2 separate regions of the Mus musculus genome follow, and region 2 is linked to region 1. The links are chromatin loops, found by intact Hi-C in ENCODE. Cell type or tissue: left cerebral cortex. All regions are shown on one strand.

Region 1 (5,000 bases):
AGCCACTCATCTTTAGGGCTCAGAGATTAAGGGCACTCTTGGTTTGCACGAACAGCTTCAGAGGAAAGGACATGCACTCACGAGATGTATGTAAGAATTACTGTGAGCAAGGTGAGGAAGGGAGAGGGATGGGGAGGTCTGGACTGAGCAGATGTGCCCTGAAAGAGAGGGTGGTGTGTTAAATGCATCTTTGGCTATAAATTCCTCCCACTTTCTTAATTTCAGGGCCCTTCTCCTGTCTCAAGCTCAGGCTACTTCCTGACACAATGAAAAGAGCCAGAGGGGCAGGAGCTACCTCAAAGCCATGTGCCCTAGTTTAAGCAGAACACAGCTTTCAGGAAGTCAGGGAACAGCAAGACAGTCATTGAAAGCAATTTCCCAGTTCAGGAACCAGAGTTCCTCTTGTAAGGAGTATGCTTGGGACTCTTCCTTCAGGCCCACCCAGTGTGGAAACTGGGAGAGTCTAGGCACATGGGAAGCAGTCACTTCATTAAATGGAAGAGAGAGAGAACTGACCAGAAAGATGTGGCTTATTAAAGCCCAATTCAGAGACAGGCTGCATCCCCCTTCTCTTGTAAAGCCAAAGATGACAACTTGTCTGAGATAACAAGGAAAATCTGCTTCACAGGGGCAGGAACACAAAGAGAGGTGTCAGTACTAACATGAGCTTTGGGAAAAGTGTGTTAATAATGAGCTTGGTCCTGCTATGTAAGCACAGAACACCCCACACTCAGAGCATCTTTCTGGGATTCCTGGGGGGAGGTGAGGCACTTCCATTCATATCTGTGGTCTGTGGGGCACACGCTCATCCATCAAAGAGCCACTCAGAAGCTGGACAACCAAGCCTCCAGGGAAATCACTGCAATCTGTAGTTCTCCACTTAATTCTCCCCTTTGGAGTAAAAGATTGGAGATCATTTGAGAAATTTATTAATGTAACCATGAGCATGAAAAAAAAATAGATCCTCTGAGTACAGAAAAATGTGACAAACTTTTAACACCTGCCTTTGCCACACACACTGAGCATTGTCCTATTAAAGGTAGGTTGTTTAAATGGGCTCGTTCCTAGTTAAAAGTCAAGTCACTCTTTATCCTTTGTAAATGTATTTTTATAGAATGAACTGGCTTGAAATGAGAAATGCTCACATTTACTTGTTTGCACAGCAATTGCTTATTGCCAATGTCTGCACACAGGAACATCAAGGCAAAGGCCATTCTTTCATCCCTCTTTTAACAGTCTAACCATGATTTGCCTTTTAACATTTAAAACACTTAGACTGGAAAAATATTCGAGATTATGAGTCCTCCAGCCTAGAAGATGCTCAGGAAATATCCAAAAGGAATGAATGCATCTTTCCAGTGCCCAATGATGAGTAAGAAAACAGTAGGACTTGCAAACTGCTCAAATAAAACACCTTCCTCTGACCTTAATTGGTCAGATGCCAAAGTAAGCGAACTTTACAAAGTTAGGAGCCTCACAACTTTCACTAGGACAACTGCCAGCTGCAGCAAGCCCACCACTCTAGTGTGCCAAGCTATCACTGCGAGACAAACTGGGAGCCAAGGCCTCATTGCCTAAGCACCTTGAGACATGAAAGGAGAGGGTTCAGGCCCAGCCGCTCTAGTCGTGTGACTCTGGGGCCCGGCCCCAGACAAGATCTTGTCTGGTCCTTTCCACAGTAGAGCCTGGGGGGAAACTGGGCACTCAGGTTGAGCAGCTTCGGGTGGAAATCAGCCCGGCTGTGCCAAACTCCCAACTTCACAGAGTTTCCTTGGCTCTCAGATCCCACTCCCAGCTCCGAGGCCTCCGTGGCCTCGCCTGGCTCCCGGGCGCTCGCGAGTGAAGTGGCGGGCGCAGCCCCGAGCTCAGGAGCCGCCCCCAGGAGCCCAGCGCAGGTGGCGGGCGTGGTTCCTCCAAGCCTGCCCCAGCCCACCCTGGCTCGGCCTCCGCGCGGCAGCCTCCGCCCGAGTTCGCCGGGTTCCAGCATCAGGCCGTGGTGCGCTGGTTGTGGAGACCTACTTGGGCTCAATGGTCACCCATTGCCCTCCTCCAGTCTGCGTCGCTCTCCTGCCTCAGGCCCTGGCTAGGTCCCCAAGTCCCCATTTCAGGGCCCTCGAGTCGCGCCCGCCAGCGGCGGCGGCCGCGCTTACCTGGGTCGCGGAGCCGGGGTCTGGCACGGTCCCGCAGGTGGTAGATGAAATCTTGGCAGCTGTCGTGCTCCAGGGCCCCTCGGGCACAGAGCTCGGCCAGCAGCTGCAGCGCCTGGTGACAGAGCGCGTCCCTGGCCCCGGGCATCGCCCCCCCGCATCCTCGGACCGCGCCGGGCAGGCGGGCGCGGGAGAAAGCCCTCCGCCTGCCAGCTCAGAGCTGCCGCCGCCGCCGCCGCCACCGGCCGGTCCGCGCTCCCCACCCGAGCCGCAGCGCCAGCCGGGTCGGCCTCCCACCGGTTGCATGCAGCTCTCGGAGAGCCGCTCGCTCGGGCTTTCTCCGTCTCCCGCGCGGCCCCTCGTCCCTCCCTCGGCGCGGAGGGGAGGCGGCGCCGCACAGCCCAGCGCGCCTCTCCGCGCTCCGCCCGCTACTCGCGGCCGCCGGGGGCGGGGCCGGGTCAGGGGTGCGCGCCGCGGGCGGGGGTTTGCCGCGGCCGCCGCAGAGCAGGCGCGCCAGGTAGGGACCCGGGACGGGGGCGCTCGCCCACTGCAGGAGAAGCGCCTGATTCCGCTCCGGACCCTGCGCTGTGAGCGGCCGCGCCCAGGATCAGGAAGTACGAGCTGGTGCGCGTGCTAGACGCTCTTGGCACCCCATTTCTCCGCCCAGATGCAAACCTAGCATCCCTCAGGGCTCTGGAGCCACGCGTGGGTCCAAAGCACGTTCTCGGTTGTATGGAGCGAAGGCTGGAGGGTAGACTACACCTGCCGAGATCTCAGTACCTTCTTTAAACTTGGAAAGCGCGGTCTGAGCAGAAACCGCGGGCCCAGGGGTGTCACGCGCCCAAATGCGGGGTTTAGAGCCAAGATTTTCCAACAAAGAATGGATGCACAGCGTGATGGTGATTTGGAGAAGGTGGAGGCTCAGATAAGAAATGAGGACAGATGTATGGCCCTCCGGAAAGACGCTGAGGCTCACCTGGAGCTTTGCAGGTCCTGATTGGTTTTCTAAGAAGCTGATTGGAAATGCGAAGGTTGCCAGCATTTCCCTGGCACAGGAGACAGAGGATCCAGAATTTGTGGATGTTTGGAAAGACCTCAGTCACCTCTCATCTACCCATCTCTTCATTTTTTTAGGCACTCAGCCCAGAAATAACCACAAATTATTTAGCTTGTTTGTGTGCCCAAGGCACTGTGCCACAGCCTTTTGTATAGTTTCATTTAATTCTCTAGATAGAGAGCCTTAAACGTGTGTGTGTGTGTGTGTGTGTGTGTGTGTGTGTGTGTGTGTGTGTGATCTCCACGCTGCCACTAAAACAACAGACTCAAGAGAGGTGGTACTTGCCTAAGTTCATAAGAGACTTCTCCCCCACCCTCTCTCTCCCTGCCTCTCATCCACCCGCTCCTCTTTTTCTTTCTCCCTGATTCTCTTACATATTTATGTAATCCTAATGTCAAACTTCATTCTAGAACAATTAGCTAGGACTCTTACCCATAAGGATGTGCTGTCTAAGAATCATATTGCAAATAAGGAATATTTGCTCAACAGACAAAACTTGAAGTTGTGTGGTGAGCAGTGCTGGGTTTGGTGGAGTTTATATTAGAGTAATAGAGAATGGGCAGCTGTAGTTATAAAGGTAAATCCAGATAGCTGTGGAAAGGCACGTAGAGTCTATTTTGGGTTTCTATTTTTAGTTTGTTTGGTTTTTTTTTTTTTTCCCCACTTCCTAAACTTTTTCCTTTAAAACTAAGGCCCAGGGCTGGGGTGCAGATTAATTGGAAGAGTTGCTTATCTACCATACTCAAGGCTCTGGATTTCATCTAGAAACAAACAAACCCAGTATAGTGGCATAAGCCTGCAATCCGAGTGCTCTGAGGTTCAAGGTCATCCTTGGCTACATTCTGAAGTAGTCTGGGCAACACATGCCTCAAACAAACAAACAAAAACACCTAAGACAAACACAGCACACTGTGAAGGAGGGAACCAGCTGAGAACGAGCCAGTCCAGGAGACTGAGCAGGTGCTCTTCCAAAGGGGGGGAGGGTGGAGGGGGGACCACCAATGGCCATGACGCAGAGAAGGATGGTGTATGAAGAGGGGAAGTGCTTGTTCAAACCAATAGCAGTGTAACTCTTATGAGATGATGTCAGAAAGCTGAAAGCTGTGAATTCCGTTAGTAATAACTGGAAGAGATTAAAATCTGGTGATAGCCTAGACCAGACAGAAGCAAATGCTGACTTGGGAAACAGTCAAATTTGAAAGGCATTTTAAATATTAGGAAGACTGTAATGGATAGAATCTGAAAGAAAGAAAAGTAGCAACATGTGAAGAGGGGTGCTGGGTTTGGTAGCCCAAACTTGTAATCTCAGTCCTCAGAAAAGTAGAGGCAGAAGAATTCATTCAAGTTCAAAGCCAGCCAGGTCTTCATAGCAAGTTTCAAGCTAGCCAGAGATACACAGTAAGACTCAAAATATAAAACATGAAAAACAATTTGCACCCTAAAATAAAACAGAAAAACAAACCACAACATAAAAAACCCTCTGAAATCTCCCCAGATTCAAAAGCATACCTGGGACATATGTGGGTCTCTAGTGGCACATAGATGTTAGCCTAGAGCTGCATGACAGGGGTCTGTGGTCATTAATGGGAAAGAGAAAGTGAGTTGCCACATGGAAGGTTACTCCCAGGAGAGGTGGCTAGGAGATAACTCCAGCCTTTAAAGATAACTCAACAAGAGGATGAAAAGTAGCAATTAGAAGAATTAGAAGGCAATGTACAGAAGTCCAAGGAGGACTTTGATAGAAGTGATTGACAACCGTCAGGTTTAGAGTTTAAAGGTAGAGGGGAATCTCAGGT
Region 2 (5,000 bases), 160 kb before region 1:
TGTACTTGAAAAGTTGACTAATCTGGCTTAAATAAATTTTAACAACCTGTTCAGAGACACACAGCTCAGAAAAGTCAAAGTACAAATTCAGTGGTCAGACTCTGGAGCCCTGAACTTCCAATGAGAAAAGACCCACTCCTGAGTTTGAGTGAATGGAGAGTTGTAGCCCAGGGCAAACCCATCTTAGCTCAGTCCTCTATGTAGCACAGGCCTCCAGAGGGGCAGTCACCACAGGCTAGGAGACACTGGCTCTGCCTTCATAGAGATAACATGCCCAGGGGCCTGTGTGGGCTATGGAAATTGAGCAATTTTTCACTTAAAATCATCTGAAAACAAACTTCAATGTCTTCAAAATTATATATTCACAGAACATTCCTAGACTCTGGGATAGGATTAGATGGTAATGATTTAATTGATGGTTAAGTGTGTAGATAAAATGAGTGTGCTGAATTCTTCCCGTAATTATCTCTCAGAGGAGCCCTGGCAGCTGTAATTACTGTCTGAGGCCAAAATTATAAACCAGCTGTAGTTTTAAGCAAAATATGTTACAGCCTCTGCTGGATCTTTAAGTCGGTCACCACCAGCTCAGGCATCCCTGTAGGGCCAGTCTACGAGGGAGCAGAGCCTTGCTTGGGGAGGGCAGGTATTCTCATTGAGTGTTCCTGAATCCTTGCCCATTGCTGTCTTTGTGCGCTGCACTGCTCGCTCTTCCTTGCTACAGGAAATCTTTCCTCCTGTTCGTTCTGTTGCCAGGACAAGTTTTCAGATCAGTTAGCAGGTACCGACTCTGTGCCCTAGAGGCTAGACAGTAGACTCAGCTGGGGCACTCCTAAGTCAACTCTGTTGTGCTGGAGCTCCTACATCCAGGAAGATCTGTGGCATCATGACAGTTCCGGGTCTGCACCTCACTGGGGACCCACAGGCCAACTTATATTCTCCATCAACTCTTGCCACAATAGACAGGAATGACTGACTGCCTCCACCAACCTGGTTAGTCTAATCGTGACCAAGGATTCTTCAAGAGCTCAGTTCTTGTATGATAGTTATGCAAACCATTATATGTTCATTCAACACCAACCATAAAAACCTGGAGATGAATGGAAATGAGGGAATTCCTCTGGAAGTTGATATTTGTTCATTATTTTGTAGATTCTCACTATTTTATGCCTAAAATCTTCATTAAAAAAAAAAAAACCCAGTCCTTGACATTGACTTTCCACTGTGAATGCATAATGGGACACCATGAGCATCTTCTAGGGTGGTATATGACACCACAACTGCTCTCTTCCTCGTTAGCATTTTAAGAATTGTTTTGATGTATAAAACAATGTTCTAGGTGCTACAGGAAAGGTAAGAAATGCCATGATATACAGAGCAGACACAGCCCTTATTACCACACTTCTGTGGCTTTTGGGTGATCCTGGACTTGACTTTGAACTCAGCAACAATCAAATCTGTGACATCAGGAGCTGCATCCAGAGGTGGACAGTTCAGGGTTAAGTGGACATGCTACAGTTGAAGAAGTTTGAGCCACTGACTTAATAGCTGAGCTGGCCAGAGACACGTATCCCTGTCATCCCTCCAGCCTCTCAGCTGTTCAGCATTCCTGGGGTGATTTCCATGTTTACAGGTTGTGCTTCTCTGTGATTCATTCATAGTGTGCCCCAAAATATGGGTCACGAGTTCTATCCTGGGCACATGGAACTCTTGCTAGGTATGAATCACACAGAACACAGCACCAGGTGACATCAGAACTGTTATTAAACAAACTATGTCTACTTAGCTATGGGGATGAAATGAGCATTTGCCTTAGTTTGGCAAAGTGTTAGGCACCTGTTCACAAATATTTTGTTTTATTCAAAAGAATAAGTCTTAAAATGTTATGGAGGATGAAGGCAGCTACAATGGATTAATCACTGCCTAGGCAAAGGAAAGGGACTTCCAACTCTACCCTCAGAGGGGAAGAGAGGTCAATTGAAAGTGTTCTCCTTTAAGTGAGGATGTTGGAGAGTGGAATGGTGAGATTCTACAAAACAATGAACAATCTCAGCTTCTAGGAGTACCCCAGCAGGATCATGCTACCCACTCTGTCTCCTCTTGTCCAGCCATTTTCTCTTGGGAGGTAGTAGAAACCCCTCATTCATATTGGGTTACATATTTGTTTCTCAGTGTATGAACCTTGTTTGGAATTTTGTTTTGTTTGAAACCCCACAGATTTATCAGCAGAATGCATCCATAAGCTCCTGATGAGGTAGGTGCATTGGTATCAATGGCCATGGGAGGGCAGCAAAGAGTAGCAGAGTAATGATAGCTGATCTCCAGCCCTCTGCCCTCTCCTTCCAGCTACGGGGGAAGAGATGCTTGGCAGTGGTACAAATGTCCCACAACCCACACTGACCATTGCAAACACTGAGGGTAGTGGGACTGGAGAAAATTCCTGACAAATGTCTGTTGAATCTTAGTGTTATAAAGGAGGGAAACTGAGTAAAAGCTGGAGAAGCCAGAGTCCAGCTTTATGCAAAGAATTGAAAGCCAGGATTCCGCATGAGGTAGGTTTAATATGACTGTGTTGATTCTCTTCCTAAGTAGACCATGGGCAAATATAGGGATTGAAAAATAAAATAAAATAAAATAAAAAAGCTCCTTAGCCTCCATTTTCACCAGAGAAAAGAGTATTGACAGCCATATGCAAGATGTGACAGGCTGCAGTGGGGCAATGGCCATTAAAGGTCTCTAGACAGACCATCTCTTGTCTGGAAAGGTTCCTTGGGACCTACTGGTATGGGAAGGGCATGGATCTGTTCTTGACTTGCTGCTATGTGGCACCATGCTGGCTTGAGCCTTTCTGAATCCTAAGATGGAGTCTTGAGTTGAGGGTAAACTTTGAGTGGACAGGGAGATGCAGCAGGAAGGTTGGCCAGGTCTTGCTAGGGAAGGAGATGGTGCTTTTCATGGTGTCTCAGAGACAATTCATCTTTAAAGTGAGACATCTTTTGTGCACATTGTTTCAATATCCAGCTAATGTATGGCCATGAAATGTAAGTGGAAAGACTGACAGGGGTCTGAGGAAATCTTCCCTTGTTTCCTAAGTGAGAGTTACAAGAAATATAGTTTTACCATTTCCTCTGGACTTAATGTCTAAAGTCTGATGTCACTTGTCTGAAGATGAAACAAAGGAAAGATGTCCACTATCTTGGCATCATCCTTAGCTGCTGAATCTCCAATCCCTATCTCTTATCCTCTCTAGACTCTATGGCCAGATAACACATAGTTTCCTTGCAAAATCTATTGAGTTATAGAATTTCTGTTGTTTACATCAAAAGTAATCTAGTGACTATCTCATAGCAAAGCCAAGTTGAGGACTTGTCAGATACTGTCTCCTTAACAAAATAAAACTGCCAGAAGTGTGTCCTCACGACTAGACGGGCCTCTGCACTAGGGTGATGGTTAACTTTGTGAGCCTCAGTCTTTTACTGGATATTCCCTTATGGATAATTTCTGCTCAGCTCCACACTTTTCAAGTTTTCAACCTTCAAGCTTTCCAGGAAGACACTGCCCATTTATATACTTGGGATTCTAAGTGGTCTGTTGACCTGCCAGTGATGCCCACAAGGCTGTAGCTCTACCCAGGGACATTCTGCTAACACCCGTGAAGGGTGCATTCACATACATTTCGAACAGCTGAGCTTTTCGTCTTATCTCTTGTGATTTACTAGACACTTTCTTTCTTCCTTCCTTCCTTTCTTTCTTTCTTTCTTTCTTTCTTTCTTTCTTTCTTTCTTTCTTTCTTTCTTTCTTTCTCTTTCCTTCCTTCCTTCCTTCTTTTCTCTCTTTCTTTCTCTCTTTCTTTCTTTTCCCTCCTCCTCCTCCTCCTCCTCCTCCTCCTCCTCCTCTTCTTCTTCTTCTTCTTCTTTTTTTTTTTGAGACAGGGTTTCTCTGTATAGCCCTGGCTGTCCTCGAACTCAGAATACTGGACACTTCTTGTTTTAATATTCTTTTCCCTCCATATCCAACTGAATGCCATTCATATCAAATAGTATCACAGGTTATTTGATTCTGTTGGCTCCCTACCTTCTGATTTTAATCCCCACCTTCAGGTTTTAATATTGATGAAGTTAGCTAACCAGTCTTTGAGAAATACAGCCGCATGTCTGGTGGAATCTCTTCTGCTTCCACCAGAAGGAAAGCTTCTGTCCATGATTGTTTTATGTTTATGTTATGTTATTAATTATGTGTGTACTTGTATGTGTGCCTACAGCCTTGTAGGAATCACGGGTGTCTAAGCAGGCTGGTCAGTAGACCACTTAGAAGCACATGCATATGAATGGGCAGTGCATTTCTGGATGATCTACTTTATGATTCCTTTAATGATCTGAAAGCCAGGATATTGGGGGAAGCTTTGTGATCAGAATTCCAACAGCATAGGAAGTAACCCCAAGATTCAACAGAGGGGACTTCATGAAATTGAAGTTTCTGCACAATACAATATCAGCAGAATGAACAGCTCACAGAATAGAAGAAACTTTTACTAGTTATACTCCAGACAAAGAACTAATATCCAAAATTTATGGAGAACTGCAAAATTCAATACCAAACAACAATAACACCTACCAAGCAACATGTGACCCATGAAAAGGACAGTTCTCAAAAGAAATACTAATAGCCACAAACCATCATCTCTGATTACTGCTCAGTCGTCCAGAATGTCAAAAGGCAACATGTGGAGAGAAAGAGGAAGCCACCTGTCTCATGAATTCATCTTTTTTTTTTTTAACATAAACTAAGTAAGCAACCCCAACCCAACCCAACCCAACCCAACCCAACCCAACCCAACCCAACCCTGCCTCTGAAGACACATTCATGCTCACTCCTGTGGGCTTTTCTGTGTTCACGAGCGGCAGCAAGTTTGACCAGTTTTATCAGACACCATCACACCTTATTCAATAGCAGGAAGGCATCTTGCTCTGGGACCTTCTGGGTTCAGTTAGTTTGCCTCTTTG

What was found. Peaks named below come from ENCODE experiments on the same cell type or tissue, not always from the same donor. Only the 100,000 strongest peaks of a DNase experiment are listed, where the experiment ranks them.
Region 2: it touches region 1 in a loop (2.3-fold over the local background); 3 of 42 quality-filtered maps call a loop at or near these places.

The regions. Positions count from the first base shown.
Region 1 is chr7:107,368,298-107,373,297 of GRCm38, reverse strand. It overlaps Syt9 (synaptotagmin IX), which reads right to left and starts at 2,508. Exons shown (of 7, transcript NM_021889.4): 1 at 2,151-2,508. The coding sequence starts at 2,295. In left cerebral cortex, no CTCF peak of the experiment used is centred here; DNase peaks (open chromatin) are centred at 1,918, 2,548 and 2,737; H3K4me3 peaks cover 1,736 bases.
Region 2 is chr7:107,523,798-107,528,797 of GRCm38, reverse strand. The region is part of intron 6 of Syt9 (synaptotagmin IX); the gene reads right to left. Among named protein-coding and RNA genes, the nearest start is that of Olfml1, 41 kb to the left of the region's middle. In left cerebral cortex, a CTCF peak has its summit at 2,271; DNase peaks (open chromatin) are centred at 483 and 2,285.